2 separate regions of the Homo sapiens genome follow, and region 1 is linked to region 2. Evidence: chromatin loops called from intact Hi-C (ENCODE). Cell type or tissue: HCT116. All regions are shown on one strand. Each heading gives the region's core, and the rest is flanking DNA. Links, peaks and the distances in the headings are about the cores only.

Region 1 (2,813 bases), core at 120-2,619, 580 kb after region 2:
TTTCTGAGATAAGAAAACTATTCTATATCTTGATTGTGGTGATGATTATATAGATTTAACTACTGAGAGGCAAATCCAACATCCATCTCCAACATTCACTCCTTCACTGGATGCCACCACAGATACTTAATCTGTGATTGCCTAGCCTCTTTTACAACAAGTGGTGACATAGTTATGATCACTCAAAGGCAGGTGGCTATTGCAGGATTCTGGAACAGTATCTGCTTTCCTGATAAAGGAAATTAACATCACTGATGGTGCCCTTTCTCCCCTTCTTATTGCCTTGAAGTCTGAAATGATGCCCAGGGAAGTGACATTTATAAAGGAATCATGAGGGAAAGAGCAAAAAAAGTCACATAGACATCATTCAGCCAAGACCAGCAGCAAACATTTTATAACGTGATAAAAAATAAACACTGATTTTAAAAAACCATTGTTAAATGTGGTTTTCTTTCTATGGCCAAAAGTATGCCTAATGATTCCAATAACAACGCCCTTTCTAACCCTACTGGAAAAGAAAGAAAACCCAAGAGCAATGCTCGGATAAAAAGTCTCAAGACGAAGAGAGTTATCATAAAGATAACTGCATATAGCAATAACTACCTTGCCAAAGTCCAAGCCATTTGATGAGGTTATGTTTAATGAAAACATATAGAAATATAAAAAAGGGAATTAAAATACAAGTTCTAGAAACATTCCCAGCCATGTACTTCAACATTTTTTATCCTTCAGAACTGATAAAAACACGTGCACTTTCGGGCTGGACACAGTGACCCATGCCTGCAATCTCAGAGCTTTGGGAGGCCAAAGTGGGAGGATCTCTTGAGGCCATGGATTCAAGACCAGCCTGGGCAACATAGCAACAGCCTCTCTAAAAAATTTTTATAAAAATTAGCTGGGCATGGTGGTATGCAACTGTATGTAGTCCCAGCTACTTGGGAGGCTGAGGTGGAGGATCTCTTGAGCCCAGGAGTTCAAGGCTGCAGTGAGCAATGATTGCACTACTACACTCTAGCCTACGTGACAGAGCAAGACCCTGTCTCAAAAAAAAAAAAAAAAAAAAAAGGCCAAGTGAGATAAAAGCCCAACATCCTAGCTGTCCCACCTTATGCAAAGGGTAGCTTCCCCTGCCATGCACAGGGGATAACATTACTGAAGGGCAATTGTCACTGGAGCAACTGGCATGTGCACATTAAAAACGCTAGTCCATGCTTTTCATGGAGGAAAAATACACTGGAATGGGATATAAAATGGTGGGACCCTTTAGTCCGATTCAATGTACTATCATTTTGACTTATGTTGGTGAATATATAACTGGTATTAATGGCTTACATGACTGTACTTAAATGCTTGTGCCAGAGGATATCATCGAACATGTACACCAAGGTGATAGTGGGACAACTGCACAACAGACCACCTACTAGACTTCCAGTTCCTTCCCATATTATATGCCAGAAACAACGTAGGATTCCAAGAGTAAAATGTTTAGGTAAAGACTTAATGGCTGCTGAAGTACTCAGAGGTGTTATCTCAGTACAACATCGCCACCTGCCTGATGCAGCCACCAAGTACACTCCCTTTTTTAGAAGGCTGCTATTAACCAGCTACAAAGTTCTAATTGTAATTGAACAACTGACCCATGGAGGCCTTGTGACTTTCTAGACCTACTTGGGGATGGGTCAACTAAAATTTGAAAATGAACAAGGTGGGAAGAGCCCAACCAACAGGGACCGCTATTCAAATGGAAATGGTATATTCCAGAGTACAGCCAGTCTGGTTGAGCAGAACCTTGGGTATTACAGCCACTTTATCTTTTATTCCACTGTCAGAAGCATGCCACTGGCTCAAGAGGCACTGGATTCACAGAGCTTCCTTTAAATACCTGGGCCTGATTGACTGATGGCTCAGCTAAGATGAAACCTGATGATGCCCACTGGGCCTTGATAGCTGTATAACCCCAACAACTCTGGAAGGCTGATTGAAATAAGGAGCAACCAGCATGATAGAATAATGCAAAGCCATCACCCCAGCTTTAATTCAGGGTTAGGTAAAAACTATGTCGGTGGGCCAACTGTGCCCATTCATTTATGTACTGCCTATGGAAGCTTTTGTATGACAGCAGGAGAACTGAGTATAGAGACAATATGGAATGCAGAGTCAAAGATACTTATTATCTGGTCCTTTAAAGAAAAAGTTCGCCGCCTCCTAATTCTGAAAACCCTCTAGAAGTTTCATTTTTACTGACTTTTCCTCAGTTGGCAATGGCCTGGCCAGTGGTCTCATCTGCCACAAGGAAGACTAAACACTCGCAGACTACAGATGCACCTCTTTGGGGCCATGAGTTCTGCAAACAAATCATAGTTGCTAATTGAACAATCTGGATCACTCACAGCCAAGGTAAGGTTCTATTCACTGATGGAAATGACTGGAATCAAGCTGCTTATCAAGCCTACAGTACCCTGCACTGCACTGTGATTGCCATCCAAATCCATCCATAATAAATGTTTTGCCTCTGACTTAAGTATCATCTATTATCCACTGTTTCATATCCATTCAAACTAGGCATGATGTCATAATTGAAAATAATATGTATTCTGCAGTTGTTGGGTTTGGTTATCTAATAGGCCAATGTAGCTAGTAGTGTTACTCTAATAATTTATGTCTTTTTTCTCTATTCTATCAACATCAAGAAAGTGGTATTAAAATCAACAATGCTGATTGTAGAATTATTCATCCTATTAATTCTGATTTTATTTAATGTATTTTAAAACTCAGTTTTAGATGCATACATTTATTTTATTTTTTATCATACA
Region 2 (2,813 bases), core at 54-2,553:
GGCGGAGCTTGCAGTGAGCCGAGATCGCGCCACTGCACTCCAGCCTGGGAGACAGGGCGAGACTCTGTCTCAAAAAAATAAAAAAAAATAAAAAGATCAAGTGCACTACATACCCAGCCATGGCCAGCCAGATATTAAATATAAACACAAAAGAAATCTCTTCCAATCCTATATCTTGTGGCATTTGAGATTACGTCTATAATCCCAGCACTTTGGGAGGCTGAGGTGGGTGGATCACGAGGTCAGGAGATCAAGACCATCCCTGCCAACATGGTGAAACCCCGTCTGTACTAAAAATACAAAAATTAGCTGGGCTTGGTGGCGGGTGCCTGTAGTCCCATCTACTCAGGAGGTTGAGGCAGGAGAATCGCTTGAACCCAGGAGGTGGAGGCTGCAGTGAGTCAAGATTGGGCCACTGCACTCCAGCCTGGCGAGAGAGAGAGACTCCGTAAAAAAAAAAAAAAAAAAAAAAAAAAAGACCAGACATGGTGGCTCATGTCTGTAATCCCAGCACTTTGGGAGGCCGAGGCGGGTGGATCACGAGGTCAAGAGATCGAGACCATCTTGGCCAACATGGTGAAACCCCGTCTCTACTAAAAATAAAAAAATTAGCTAGGGCATGGTGATACACGTCTGTAGTCCCAGCTACTCGGGAGGCTGAAGCAGGAGAATCGCTTCAACCTGGGAGGCGGAGGTTGCAGTGAGCCGAGATCGCACCACTGCACTCCAGCATGGTGACAGAGAGAGACTCTGTCTCAAAAAAAAGAAAAAAAAAGAAAGAAAGACAGGGAGAGAGGGAGGGAGGGAAAAAGAAAGAAAGAAGAATGAAGGGAGGAAGAGAGAAAGAAAAACGAGAGAGGGAAAGAAAGAGGAAGGAAGGAGAAGAAAAGAAAAGAAAAAAGAACAGAGTAAGAACAACAACAAAAAAAAAAACCTGTAGTAATCAGGCCCAACACAGACTCAAGCCAGAAGACAGCACTAGACCCTGGGCACACGGAGGTAGAGAAGTCCAGAAGGTGAGAGGAGACCTAAATTCTACCTCATACGCATTTCTGCGTAGGTTCCAGTGACACAACTATCCGTGTGCCTCTGAAAATAATTTCTGTACTTTGGGCAGACTGTAGATTGCCTATGCCTGGTTGATGTTTTTATTCCCTGAAAATTTAATCCTAGCAGTGAAGCCATTCATATTCTCAACAGTAGAGGTCCTCAGTACCATAGTTCTTCAGCAAAGATGCTGAAAAAAAAAATTCTCCAAACCTTGAATTATTTGGCGTTTATGGTTGCTTATGGAACTTAAGTCATTTTATGGATACAATTGTCTATTTTTTATGTCATTAATAAACAAAAAAATTTAGTCCTCATGGTCCGATCTTGGCTTAAAATTTCACAGTCTTTTGTAACAGCTGAAATAATGTGTCAAAAATCAGTTAACAGTGAAATAATTTGAAAAAATATATATAAAGCATTCTCTTAAAGCTTTGGGATAAAAAGACCATGAGAAAATGTTTAGAGAAGATGTTGAAATTTGTTGTGATGAAAGTAAACAGTGATTTTTTGGGAAAGATGGGGGGTGTTGGTTCTGTTTTTCTAAAAACTATCAATTTATGTCTTGTCTATTGTGTTTAGAACTATAGAGCTATAAGATACTTAGGGTTTTTTTGTTTTCTTTGTTTTTTGTTTTTGTCCCAGGGATATTTATTTGAATTTTCTACCTGTAAACACAATTTGCTAACAGCTCCATTTACCCTTTCTTTTCACCAAAATTTGACATTGTCCTTAATCCTCCCAATTCTTTATTCTCCATATAACAATCAGGAAATTTTATCATTTCTACCTCCTATATATTGCATGTCCCATTTTCCATCTCTCGGGCCCCCATTGCCCTAGTTTGGGTCCTTAACTTGGTTGTTATAATTTTCTTCTATCCAGTCTTCCTATTTCTAGTTTCATATCTTTTTAAACCATTCATTGCATATTTATAAAACTGTCTTCCTAAAATGCCATTTCCCTGCTTAACACTTCCAGTGGTTTTCCATCACTGCTGAACAAAGCACAAATTTCCTAGCATAGCCTGCCTGTTCCTTTATAACCTTGTCCCTAACTACCTCTCCAGCTCTATTGTTTTCTTCCCTTTTTACCATAGCCCTCAGATCTGTATTCCAACCACACACTGAACTGAACTACTAAGAGTTTCTCAGATGCATCAAATTGTTTCAACCTTTCTGTCTTCGCATGCTGTTTTTCTCCTGAATATTACTATTCTTTCTTCCCTTATTCCTTGTTTACCTGACCAGTACCTAATTCTTCCTTTAAGATCCAGGCCAAGTTATCTTTTGCATTGTAAAACATTTCCTGAACCTCAGGCATTACCTTCTTTGTGCCAACATTCTATATATTCTTCCACTGCCATAGACCCGGTAGTATACTAGCTATTTCTCCTGCTAAACCAATGATTCTCAGTGGTGACAGAGAGTGTGCTGGGGGCAGTGCAATTTTGCCCATCAGAGGACATTTGGCAATGACTGGATCCATTTTTTATTGTCACAGCAATGGGGTGGTGGTGGTGCTACTGGCATCTATTGGGTAGAGGCCAGAGATGCTGCTGAACATCTTCTCATGGCCAGGACAACCTCCCACAACAAAGAATTATCCAGTCAAACATGGGTAGTACCAAGGTTGGGAAACTCTGTGTCAGACCTTAAAATTGTATCTTTTTAAAAAACTTTGAATCCTTAGAACCTAGAACAATGCCAAGCAAAAATTAGGCACTAAATAAATATTGGTTGAAGGAGTGAAAAATTCCATAGAGT

The links. Peaks named below come from ENCODE experiments on the same cell type or tissue, not always from the same donor. Only the 100,000 strongest peaks of a DNase experiment are listed, where the experiment ranks them.
Region 1: a loop joins it to region 2, with 12 times the contacts of the local background. A loop is called at or near these places in 7 of 110 quality-filtered maps.

Annotation. Positions count from the first base shown.
Region 1 is chr17:60,970,697-60,973,509 of GRCh38, reverse strand. All of the region lies in intron 14 of BCAS3 (BCAS3 microtubule associated cell migration factor), which reads right to left. Among named protein-coding and RNA genes, the nearest start is that of BCAS3-AS1, 160 kb to the left of the region's middle. In HCT116, for the core only: a CTCF peak has its summit at 1,558; a DNase peak (open chromatin) is centred at 1,509.
Region 2 is chr17:61,549,745-61,552,557 of GRCh38, reverse strand. No RefSeq gene overlaps it. Among named protein-coding and RNA genes, the nearest start is that of NACA2, 40 kb to the left of the region's middle. In HCT116, for the core only: a CTCF peak has its summit at 1,198; a DNase peak (open chromatin) is centred at 1,207; H3K27ac peaks cover 1,812 bases.